Linked DNA regions of Mus musculus: region 1 is linked to region 2. The links are chromatin contacts, found by Hi-C or POLR2A ChIA-PET in ENCODE. All regions are on one chromosome and are shown on one strand. Each heading gives the region's core, a stretch centred on a gene start or an enhancer-like site at or near the end of the contact. The rest is flanking DNA. Distances are from core to core; before and after follow the strand shown.

The links. Hi-C counts contacts between places; a loop is a spot of excess contacts on that map. ChIA-PET counts read pairs that join two places held with the same protein, here RNA polymerase II (POLR2A).
Region 1: POLR2A ChIA-PET joins it to region 2 with 15 read pairs in Patski. The contact joins the promoter of Dennd10 here to the promoter of Cacul1 in region 2. A Hi-C loop is called at or near these places in 1 of 37 maps with a recorded cell type or tissue (regulatory T cell). POLR2A ChIA-PET finds 5 or more read pairs at or near these places in 2 of 5 experiments (Patski and embryonic stem cell).

What each region holds. Positions count from the first base shown.
Region 1 is chr19:60,809,717-60,815,887 of GRCm38, reverse strand. Dennd10 (DENN domain containing 10) reads right to left here and starts at 4,333. Exons shown (of 9, transcript NM_026437.4): 1 at 4,215-4,333; 2 at 1,080-1,276. The coding sequence starts at 4,269.
Region 2 is chr19:60,576,445-60,583,068 of GRCm38, reverse strand. Cacul1 (CDK2 associated, cullin domain 1) reads left to right here and starts at 2,046. Exons shown (of 9, transcript NM_030197.2): 1 at 2,046-2,741. The coding sequence starts at 2,351.

The DNA of each region.
Region 1 (6,171 bases), core at 3,084-5,583, 230 kb before region 2:
AATTTTAAAAAACTAAAAAGTTTTTGACTAGCTCCTTCCTTTTGCAGTCATCACTGTATAACAACCACTAAAGCAGGAACCACAAGCAGTATTTCAATGCACCTTCTCACATTCAGAGCAAGATCATGTCTTCACCCCTTTCTAAAGAACTAAGGCAGAAGTATATTGGGTCTGTGCCCATTCAAAAGGATAATGAAGTTTAGGTTGTTCAAGGACACACAAAGGGCAGCAGATGACAAAGTGGTCCAAGTGTACAGGAAGAAATAAGTCATCTACATTGGAGGCTAACAGCACAACTGTGCATTTGGGCATCCACCCCAGCAAGGTGGTGATCACCAGGCTGAAGCTGGGCAAGGAGATCCTAGAGAGGAAAGCCAAGTCCTGACAGGTAGGAAAGGAGAAGGACAAATACAGGGAGGAAACGACCTAGGAGATGAAGTAGAACATTTCACACATGACTTTCATTAAAGACAGTTTAAATTTTTTTTAAAAAAAGGTTTTGACTAGTCTGGAATGCATTATGTAGTTGAGGCTGGTCTTGAACTTTGCAATCCTACTGCATGAACCTCCTTAGAGTTGGGATTACAGGCATATGCTATCACTCCCAGCTTCTAAAATAGTTTTGTGTTTTTCCTACAGGTCTTACTATATAACTCAGGCTGTCCTGGAACTCCCTATGGAAACCAGGCTGGCCTCAAACTCACAGAGATCCACCTGCCTCCCAAGAGCTGGGATTACAGGTGTAACACACCATACCCAGACCTAAAATAGTTTTCAATTATAGAAAACAGTTCTCACTTTTATTCAGTATGTCTCTAAAACTGCCCTATATCTTTAGTTCATCAGACTGTAACTATAAAAGACTATTCAGCATGCAACTAACCACAATGGATACATCAAATGGAATATTAAAGGGAATAGTTTCAGTAAAAATAAGATTTAATGTTTTCAAGTGTGTATCAGACAGAATCTAAAGTTTATATTCTTAAGTCCCTTTAGATATTTTGATTTGTTTGGTTGGTTGGTTGGTTTTGGTTTGTTTTGTTTTGTTTTTTCTTTTTACCTTGAAGCAGTCATACCTTTTTCAAAACTGAAGAATCTGGAACTTCAACTGTCGTGACATAAAACCATGTTCTTCTGTACTGACCAAAGACGAAAGGGTGGAGAAGTTTGTTTTCATCAGTTAGGCAGCATTTTCGGAGCAGCAGATTCCTTAGTGAGGCTGTCGTGGAAGGATAACACCACACCCACAGGGCTTCTCCATTAGAGTCCTTTTCTATGGTGGAAAGATGGTCACTGTGAGAATGTCAAACAGCAGCAAGGAAGTGAATTGATTGGTTACTCAGAAACATTTTGTGGAATCAGTTTTAACACCCCACTTTACAAAGCAACCCAGATCACGAGACCCAAAAATTCCTATCAACTCATGATTTCCATTTGCTTGGATGTTTTTGTTATCACCCAAGCCAGTCACATGATATGGTCAAAGGTGATCTTGAACTCCTGATTCTAACTCTTAACTCCTAAAACTTGAGATTCCAAGGTATCATGTAATCTTATGGTCATGTAAACACGGCATCACTATCATTTTGTTTTTAGGGTTACCTAAGCAAAGCAGATAAAAGTGCTTACTACTAAGCCTGATGACTTGTGTTTCATCCCCAGGTTACACATGGTCAAAGGAGAGAACTGGCTCTCAAAAACTGTCCTCAGACCCACATGTTTACATACACAAATAATTAATTAAACCTGTAATGAAAAACTAGTCTTAGATCGTTGGTATGATTTTCTATCATCTCTCACAAAATGGTTATTGACTTATTTTTTTTTACGCAACTGGAAGAGTTGTTAAGGGGAAAAATGGAGGGCTGGAGAGATGGCACAGTGATTAAGCACACTGAGTTCTGGGAATTGAACTCAGAACCTCTAGAAGTCCTGAGTTCAAATCCCAGCAACCACATGGTGGCTTACAACCATCTGTAATGGAATCTGATGCCCTCTTCTGGTGTGTCTGAAGAGGGCAACTGTGTACTTAATACATAATAAATCTTTTTTTTAAAGGGGGGGGGGGATGGAGAGGCCTAGGTTTATAGACAGAGCTACTTGAAGCCCTGAGTTAGATCCTTAATCTCCCCCTTCCCCAGCAATGAAGGAGATAGTGAAACCTTAAATTTCACATTTTTCTCATTGCTGGGGACTAAACCCAATGTATCTTAAATGCTAAGCAAGAGCTCTACCACTATGCCAAACTTTTTTTTTTTTTTTTTTTGGTTTTTTTTTCGAGACAGGGTTTCTCTGTATAGCCCTGACTGTCCTGGAACTCACTTTGTAGACCAGGCTGGCCTCGAACTCAGAAATCCGCCTGCCTCTGCCTCCCTAGTGCTGGGATTAAAGGCGTGCGCCACCACGCCCAGCCGCCAAACTTTTATAATAACAATAAAAGCCATCTAATCGTATGCTTTTCTCACCAAAATAAATACCTCAATTTAAAAAAAAAAAAAAGGAAATAACTTGAGGGGCTGGCTCAGTTCCCAAAGTAGTTGATAACTTATAGATTTATGTCACCATACCTCTGATAACCCCATTACTTAGAAACAAATTTTTTTTTTTTTGAGACAGGATTTCCCTGTGTAGCCCTGGCTTTCCTGGCACTTTCCTGCATAGACCAGACTGGCCTTAAAACTCAGAGATCCACTTGTTACCTCCCAAGTACTGAAGCTAAATGCAGGCCACCACCACATACCTTAGAAATAAATATCCTTTAAAGTGCATGTAAGAATAAAATCTAAGGAAAATAAAAACTAAAGAGCTGTAAATATGTTGCAGGGTTTTTTTGTTTTTGTTTGTTTGTTTTGTTGGGAACGAGTTTTTCTGTGCAGCCCTGGCTGTCGTGGAACTCTGTAGACCTGACTTTGAACCTGCCTGCCTCTGGCTCCTGGGCGCTAAAATTAAAGGTGTGCATCAACCCCTGGCCATTTGTAAGTCATTTTTATCTTCACAGTTTAATTCAGTCTTAATTCTGAAGTGCTGACAGGTCCAAGATGCCTGAGGTACATAGGTTTTGTTTTCAAGCAATTTAAAAATCACATTAGATGCCGGGCGGTGGTGGCGCACGCCTTTAATCCCAGCAACTTGGGAGGCAGAGGCAGGAGGATTTCTGAGTTCGAGGCCAGCCTGGTCTACAAAGTGAGTTCCAGGACAGCCAGGGCTATACAGAGAAACCCTGTCTCGAAAAACCAAAAAAAGAAAAAAAAAAAGAAAAAGAAAAAAAGAAAAAAGAAGAAGAAATGAATACAAGAGGACTAGAGATAGCTCTGCGGTTAAGAGCACTAGCTGTTCTTTAAGAGGATTGGGTTCTATTTCCGGCACCTATATGAGCTCCAGGTCCAGAGGATCTGATGATCTCTTCTGACCTCCACTGGGAAACAAGGTGCACAAACATACAGTCAGGCAAACATTCACACCAAAAAAATTTAAATTTTACACAAAAAGAAAAAGCGAGTACAAGATAAAGACACTTCTTTGAGCTCCTGAAAAATAATAACAGCAGATCTTTGGTAAGCCTATGCAACACGATTGCACTCTGCCAGGAACAGTAGTGTCCTACTTGTATTAATTAGAACCTCAGGAGAGAGACTATTCAAAGGAATTCATAAAGGTTCATTCATTCGTGCCGCGCGTTGCTATCACCTACCACCTGCTTGGGCTGCCAACGGTCACGCACAGTTGGGACTATAAAAGATACCTATGAATTTCCTCCATATGAATTCCTATTAAGTAGCTGGGGTCCCATATGTGACCAAGAAGGAACTCCAGAGCCATCAGGATCAACTGACACGAAGTTCTCTACCGTGGGAGTAGGGGCTCGGGATGACCCTGCACGGGTTTCAACATCGGTTCTGCCAGTTCCTGGCATGTCCTGCCAATGGCACTCGGGGCTCCCTGGGTGTCACCCATACTCCCGGGGAGCCGCAAACAAACGCAGCCGGGCCCTAGCTCTCCAACCCATAGTCCCAAAGCAGGCGGTCAACGGGAGTATCGAGCCCCGCCCGCCCGCCCGCCCGCCCGCCCGCAGGCCCCACGTCAGCCCCGGCGGGAGGAGGCCGAAGTCCTCGGCCCAAGTCTAGCCTCTCCCTGGCGAAGCAGCCCGGGGGATCCCAGAACCCAGGCGGAGCTGCGGCATGGCCTGGCAGACAGAGAGCCTGCGTCCTCACCGATCAGCCCGACTCCGAGCATCAGCTGGGTGTCCATTGCCACAACCGCAGCCATCTTCCGCCGCTACCCTGGGCTCCGCACTGCAGGTCCCACCCCTCCTCTTGGCCACGCCCATAACAAGTCCCGTCCCTTCCGGCAGGGTGCAGCAGGCACTACAGGTGCCGCCCCAGGCTTCCCTCTCCTGGCCAAACTTCCTTCTTGCAGCCTTTCTACGCTTAGGTCCTTGTTCGTTTGTCTAGTACCTTAAAGATCTCCAGTGAAGTGTCCGTTCACTGATTACAAAGACAAATAATTGGAGACCTAATATGTGTTGCTGCTCTGGAGGGAAAGGGTCCCCTATAGAAATGTTAGTTTCCCCAATCCAAGTGTAACAGCACCGCTCTGGCAGGCGATGATGTCCCCAGCTTGATCTGCTCTGAGAGGTATCCTGGCAATCCTTTGGAGCCTCCAATCCTGGGAGCCAAAAAGCACAAAGTCACATCACACAACAAACCTCACGCAAGAGATTTAATTAGGGGGAGGAGGTGAATCCAGGAGGGGCAGCAGCCTCTATACAGCAGGAAACTGAGCAAAAGACAGGGTTTATACAGGGTTTTTTGGGAGACTGGGCTTTCCAGGGTGGATATTGGTAGGATTTCAAATCTTGAGTTTAGGACTAGCTCGGGGATTGGTGGGAATCCATTCCTTGGCCCTGTTCTTAGGCTAGGGGTCAAGTCAGGGTCAGCATTCTTTCCCAGACTCAACTTCCTAAAGTCATGACCTTGAAAGTCAGGATTTCAATACATTAGTTTAGAGGGTGTGGAGGTCAAGCATGTAACAGTTAAAATACAGAATTCATTTATAATAAGGATGCTCTAGGATGTTGCAGGACATTTGATCACACTGTGATCTCCAAGATTGTATTATTTACTAGAAAAAACAACAACAACAACAACAACAACCAAAACCTGTTTCTATTTGTGGTGTAGCTCAGCCCTTAACACACACATTTAATCTCTCTGGCTGGAATTCAGAAACACCCTTAGTAAACACTTTAAACCCAAACAAGGAAGGTTAGTTTGTAGAAGGAAGCTCCCATGTTTAAAAGTGATGTCTAGTTGAGTGGTAGACAAAGTGAAATCAAAGATTTGACAGAACAGGATATTCCCAACTCTCACAAGAAGAGAGAGGAAAAGGAAGCTACTTTAGGGGCAGTGGAGAGAGAAAGGAAGGGAGAATTTTTACTGGGACAGTTGTACAGAGATGTGTTGCAGAGAGAGAACAAGCTAGACACAGGTGAAAACAGACTGAGCCAAAAAATGAGAAGGAGCCAGAAGATTAGAACATACTGCCAAAGTTAGTATTAGGCCAAACAGAGCAATTCAGGAGAAGCCAGAATCTGTCAGCTTGTAGAGGAGTTTGAACTAGCTAGCCAGAATTCAGAAAGAACTAGAAAAGGTGAGCTTATTCAGCAGTAAGCCTCAGAGGCTGAAAACATTCTAGGCAGAGATAAGATTGTACAGAGGCTAGAAGCTTCCAGGACTAGGCCCAGATTAACAGACAGAGGCAGCAAACCACCGATAGTTACTACAGGCGAATAAAAGATACATTTACACTAGGATTTAATGTGAAAGATAACAGCATCACTGCAATTGCATTCTGATTTTGTGGCAGTTCATAATGATTTTCTGGAAACTGAGTTTAATTGTGTAAAAAAATATAATGAATGAAGCCTTTTGGAAAGAAGATTAACAGTGTCTACAGAAATAGAAAAGTGCAAACCATTAATTTATATTTTTGTTGTTGCTAAAATAGCTCTGTCTAATTGGCCCTAGCTAGCCTTGAACTCAAAATCCTTCCATCTGAAACTCCTAAATAGCAGGAATTTCAGACCTGTACCACAGCACTATGCTTCCAGCATGCTACTTTTAGGGAATATACCAAGCTGTCTTTGAGCAACAGGTCAGAGCTGAATTT
Region 2 (6,624 bases), core at 797-3,296:
GGGTGTCTCAGCTGGTCTTCTGTATATGCTGGAATCCTGAAGAAGTAGGCTCCAATGCTCATGAAGGAATGGATGATCTAGAAAAGTGAGGACAAGCAGGCAAAGAGTAAAAGCTTTCTTCTTCCATGTCCATATATAGGCTTCTAGCAGAAGGTGTGGTTCAGACTAAATGTTTGTCTTCCCACCTAAAGATCTGGATCCCATGTGTGTCCTTGAAACCTGGATTGTAGTTCATTCCAAATATAGTCAAGTTGACCACCAAGAATAGCTACCAGAACTCCTTGAGGTCTAATTTAATAATTGCTCACAAAGTTCTAAATAAAAATCAACCACGTATCGAATGCCCATTCACCTTCCCTTCTGTTTCTTACCCATGGCCACCTAAATAGACTCTATCAAAGATTTCTCTGGCTCAGCCTGTTATGCTTTTCCACGTTAATGAAAGCTTGTTATATATGGAGTATCTTAACAAAATACACATGAACAGTTCAGTATTTAACAGTGTGCTGGGAAAAACTCCTTAGAGTAGGGCCTTCTAGGAAAGTTTACTATAATTGTACCAATCTCATCAGTTCTAAAAGTTTTCATAGTCACTTTCAGATTGATGAGTTGATAAAAGATTAACACAGTGGGGACTTACCAGTTATCCTTCAGTTAATGGTTTCTGTGATGGCTATTTCTGGTTTGTCAATTTGACTACACCTGGAATGAACTACAATCCAGAAATGGAGGGAACACCTGCAATCCCGATCTTGAAGCTGGAAGACACCCAGGTCTTGACATGGGATGACACACACTTTTGATCTAGAACTTGAGGCACAGTGCCCAGGAAAAGCTTAGGCCCAGACAAGATGGTATACACATTTAATCCCAGGAGACAGAGGCAAGCATATCTCTGAGTTCAAGCCCAGCCTGAGACAGAGCAAGTTCCATTAAACAAAAGCTTAGGTCCAGGCATGGTGGTACACATCTTTAATCTGGGCCGCACCTTCTGCTGGAGGTCTACATAAGGACAATGGAAAAAGCATTCATTCTTTGCCTGCTTGCACTTGCCAACACATCTGTTGGAACCTATTTCTTCAGGATTCTAGTTTATACAGAAGACCAGCTGACTTAGCCTGGTGGGATTGAGCAACTACTTAGATTCTTAGAGCTCCCCATCACAGCTGGCCATTGCTAAGTTAGCTGGACTGCAGACTGTCATTCATCCCAATAATTTCTCTTAATACATAGAGACATTCCATAAGTTCTGTGACTCTAGAGAACCCTAATAGTTTCTAACTGCACAGTGGTCAGAGAATGTGGTTATGTCAGTCCTCAGACATGCAGAGACACTTGCTTAGAGACACAGTATGTTTATCTTTTGTAAATGTTTCACATACTCTGGGAAGGAATGTATATTGTGCAATTTCTGAATCAATATTCTGTCCTTCTTAGTTTGGGATACCTAGGGCTAAAAAACGGCACACACCAACAGTCTACCCTTTGGAGTCTGTACCCAGGGCCTACTGCCACACTGTCCTTTCATTCCCCAAGCAAAGGCTCAGGCTGCGAGGTCAAGGTCTGGGTGGCAAAAAGCCTGTGTCGGTGGGGGACCCTCACTATGGAAAGGTTAGCCAGCATGGGGTATGAAGGGACACTCAGAAGGCTGAGGAAAGAGGACTGCTTGGAGTTAGTTGGAGCCCAGTTTGGAGTACAAAAAGAAAAAAGAAAAGACGAAAAGACTAAAAAAGAAAAGGGAAGGGGGCTGTTAAACATAAGAGCGTTGGTGCGCCGTTTTTGGGTCCACTCTCGGGCACACCCAGACTAGTTGTGGCAACAAGTTAGAGAATGCGCGTGCGCAGACCAAAGTCCTTTATCACGTAATGTCGGCCGGGGGCGGGGCCAGCGAATCCGGGTCTGGACACCTGGTCTAAACTGATGGGGAGGGGGGAGTGGGGAGGGGAGGGAGAGGGAATCGCGCCGCTGGGTGCATTCGCCTTGAGGTGACTCATAGCTCCCGCCCCCTTTTCGCCCAGCTTTCTCCAGGCCGTCCCTCGCATCACGTGCCTTCCTGGCCGCTCCCCCAGAGCCCTTTCCAAAGGCCAGAAGAAACTGCTGTAAAATGTCGTGAGGGACGTCAGCCCTTTGCGGCTGCCTCTCAGAACCAGACCCCGGGAGTGCCCACCTCAGTCAGCGGTTCCTCCGGCGGAGTCGTCTTGACGGAGGGCGAAAGCGCTCGGTGCGCCACTGGATTTTCCGCCGCACCCGCGAGGGCTCCGGGCGATGTGAACTCGAGGCGGCTTCTGCGCTCCCAGGCCCGGGGGCTGAGGTGGGCGGGCAGGTGCCTGGGAAGCCGCGGCCCGGCGGGATGGAGGAGAGCATGGAGGAGGAGGAAATGCTCACCTACGAGGCAATGATGGACGACCAGAATCACAACAACTGGGAGGCCGCCGCGGACAGTTTCCGCCAGCCTCCGCCGGCCCCGCCGCTGCCCCCGCCGCCGCCGCCGCGGCCCTCGTCGTCCATCCCGGATCCAGGCCGAGAACTCCCGGGGGGACAGCTGCTGGCTGTGCACGCGGGCTCCATGGAGAGGAAGGGTCCTAAGGAAGGGCTCCCGATGGGGCCTCCGCCCTTGCCGGAACCAAACGGGGTGATCATGATGTTGAAGAGCTGCGACGCAGCCGCCGCGGTGGCCAAGACGGCCCCTGCCCCCACCTCCAGCTCCACTATCAACATCAACACCTCCACCTCCAAGTTCCGTGAGTCTGTCCCTCCTCCACGACCCCACCCCCACCCCCCAGCCAGGCTTCTCCACACCAGCTCGTGGAATCCCCCCGCCCTGAGAGTAACTCCACTTCCTTTGTTCCAGGCTTAGTTCTCTTTCCTTCTCTTAACCCTCCCACCCTGATTCGGTGTCTGCGGCCAGTATCCGGCCAGCCAGCCAGTGTTGCCTGTTACACCTGCGCAGCCTCAGCTTATGCTTTAGAAAAGATCTTTAATACTCCTGATCATCTCTCAACATTAGTAAGCTCTTCTCTAGGGTGTCCCCTTCAAAGTTTCACCTTACAGAGCGAGAGGGAAAAGTAAGGCGGTCTTGAATTTCGTTAGAGGCCTTTCGTCTTTTTTTTTCAACCAGAGAGCAAAGAAATGTGTTCTTGTATTCTTTGCCGCTGTACTTTTAGCAAATCGGGCTTCTGAACGTTGGTCTCTAGCAACTCTTTGTTCTCTGTGAGTTTTTGCATCCTGTCAGGGAATTCTTAGTTACTTCTACTATGTAGTGGGAACTGCTACAAGTCTTTGAAGTTGATGTGTAAAATCACGTTCCAGAGAAGCGGTTCAGCAAGTGACTGTAACCAGGATCCTACCGCAGGTTGAACTTTTTAGCGGTCTGCCTTGAAATTCACTTGCAGATAGAAGATAAAAACTGACCCCAAAATGTTCACAATCAGGCAGTGTGCTTCCATAGCTAGGTAAAGAATAAGGTAGTAGTGCTTTTTAGTTCAGAGTGGTGGTGACAGTGTAAAAGGAACGTGGTGGCCAGGTCCTTGTTAGCTGCAAATTTAGAATGGCATCTCCTAATGTAACTGGAGATTTTATTTCTAGTTAAGTTTTATTAAGCTATAACAGTAATTGCCCACCTAGCTGTTGAAATTTTTTTTTGTCCTGATGCAGATAGTCACAACCTTAGAAAAAAGTATTTATGGGACTAGCACACATTACTTATTTGCCTTCAAGATACTGCTTTAGGCAGACACTTTGGTGTGGGTGTAGAAAGGAACTTTTGTTTATGATTATTCCCTGTTAGACATACACATGACAGTCATTTACACAATGCAGTTTGTATGTTGATTAAGTTGTGAAACTAGACTTTATAGTTGCAGTGTGATTTACCTTAAATGCTGAAGACAGTTTGGATTAATGCTTAAGTAGACTTTCTTTGATGAGTTAAGAAATGAACATTAAGAGCAGAAGTCGTCATCAGCTAAGCTCAGAGCAAAAGAATTTGCCACACTTAAAGGTTATTTCTTGAAAAGATTAATAAAGGGAGTTAGGAATGCAGCCAGGTTGAAAGAGTGCTTGTCTAGCAGTCAGGAAGCCCCAGATTTGATCCCAGCAACTTATAAAACCTGACCTGGTGGCTCACAGCTGCAATCCCAGCACTCTGGAGGTAGAGGCAGGATGATCAAGAATTTCATCTTCCTTAGCTGCATATCCTGTTAAAGGCCAGCCTGTGATATGTGAGACCCTGTCACAAAACAAAACAAAAAGGCTAGGAAGCTAAGACCTGTTAAAGATTGGTCAAGGGGAAAAGTTGCAAATAAATGAAAAATAAAAATAGAATATTAGATTTTATTATATGGTAATAAATTTGAAAAGGTAAATGAAATATATGATAGTTAGGGAACTATTAACTCAGAAGTTATCTAAGTTATCTAAGCATGGATGGACTAAGCTGAGACTAGTAGTAGTGCTAGTAGTGATGAAGACTTTCCCTTTCAAATCTCTTGGTCCAGATATTCTTGTATACAAGCTCCATTTCATTTCCATAACCTTTTCTTTTTATAAATTCTGGAATGTAGGGCACAGAAGCAAGACAAAACTAAAACCCCAAGTCCATTTTATAGGTTTAGTGAAATATTGATTTAAAACTAGGTAAGATTATAGTTGTGTTAACACCTGTTAGCATAGAAATGAAAATCCTGTATACTATTAGCTCATCAGATCTAACTATGTCAAAAGAATTGTGATTCACGGTTTGTCCAAGTTTTTTTTCGATATATTGCTGTGATTTATCTCAGTAGGTTGGAAAAAAGTCACGACTTGATAACTTTTTTAAATGCCAATATCCAGTACCTAGTTGATATTGTGGTACTTGATACAAGGATAACTTAGTAATTCAGAGAGTGCAGGATAACTATTTAAAAGTCAATACCTGTAGCTAATAGGAATAATAATGGAGACATTTTCAGTATAGTCACTATAAGATGGTAACTACCCATGGGTGTTCCTTAACATAATAAGAAAAGTCCTTGTTGCTTGCATGGTGGTTCACATTTTTAATTCCACCCCCCCAAATACACACACACACACACACACACCACGATCTTTTGAGTTCCAGGTCAGCCAAGGTAGACTCTGTCTCAAGAAAACAAACAAACAAGACCCCTGAAACAAACCCTTTAGAATTTGGTAATAATTTCATTTATCAAGAACCACTGAAACCAAAAGAAAAACACAATGTAGATGGATTGTTAGGTTGAAGACCAGCCTAGAAAAGATAAAATGTATACTAGTAGCAATGGTACCAAAAATAGATATCTGTATAATAGTTTAACAAATTATAGTGTCTATAACTGAAATAACCTCATAATACACAAGACTTAAGGACAGTGTAATTTTAATAAGTAACTGAGGAAGAATTCGCTAAATGGCTTGTTTCCATGTTCTTGAATCAAATTATTATAGGAATGTCCCTTTTCTCCATTTGAATCTAGAAATTCAATTTAAGTACCACCAACATTGTTTGATTTGTTTGACAAACTCCATTACTTTTGACACAGTGCTGGCTGCTCTTGTAGCCTGACAGAGGTGGGCAGTAGTGGGTTCTGCTGTCTTTTATTTACATGTGCCTCTGCCGCTGTCAGGTGATTTCTGGTCTGTCTTATGAGACTTCAGATCTGCTACTTGCTCTTGGGTTGTTGGTGTTGCTGAGTTTAAAGACATCCTTGTGAACTTTGGGCATGCATTCGGAATGTCCTCTCCCTGTGGTTTGTATTTTTCTTGGTGTTTTTCTGAAGAGAAGATGCTTTTAGCTTCAATGTTAATTGATTTTTATCAGTCTTTTTCTTCTATGGCCTGTTTGTTTGTTTGTTTTGTATCCTGAGAAATACTTGTGTAACTCAAAGTCAAAATTTTTCTTATATCTTTTTTACTTGCCTGATGTGATTGCTTTCTTGGAGGCCTATGTTCTCCCTTTTTAGTTCTTTCTGAGGTGGTTCATCTCAGCTGTTCTGGCTCAAGCTCTTCTAGCTAACTGATTCAATCTAGCTTTTCTCAGCTTTTCACTGAATTGCTCTGCTTGACTTGAAAGTGGTATTTTAATCCTCTGGCTCCTCCTTATTCTCTGGCTTCACCTGCCTCTGCTGACCTGCTCTGAACTGCATGGACTCATGAACAAACTCAGCTCTCCTGAACTGAACCTAACTGACTGAACAAAACTGACTGACTGGAACTAGAGACCCGAATGCCTACCTGTTTCCTGAGTGCTGGATGGCAGTATTATCATTCCCAGACCTAAGGTGGTTTTTTTGTTTGTTTGTTTGTTTGTTTGTTTTGGTTTTTATTTTTATTTTTGTTTTTTTTTTTTTTTACACAAGAAACTTGCTCTATGCCAAGCTATCCTTGAACTCAGAGCAGACCTCTGTCTCCCAGGATTAAAGGCCTGTCTGTATTCCAGCCAGATCACATAGAACTAGAAGGTCTTTGGATGTGATCCCTTGCAAGACTAGCTGTGTTACTGGATTAAAATTCCTCTACATTTTCACCTAGAAATGTTGTGAGTTTAGCTTTTAACCTGTGGCCTGAATTATGAGCTTATGTGTGTGTGGTGTGAGAGACACATTCTTTTCCTCATATATGTCC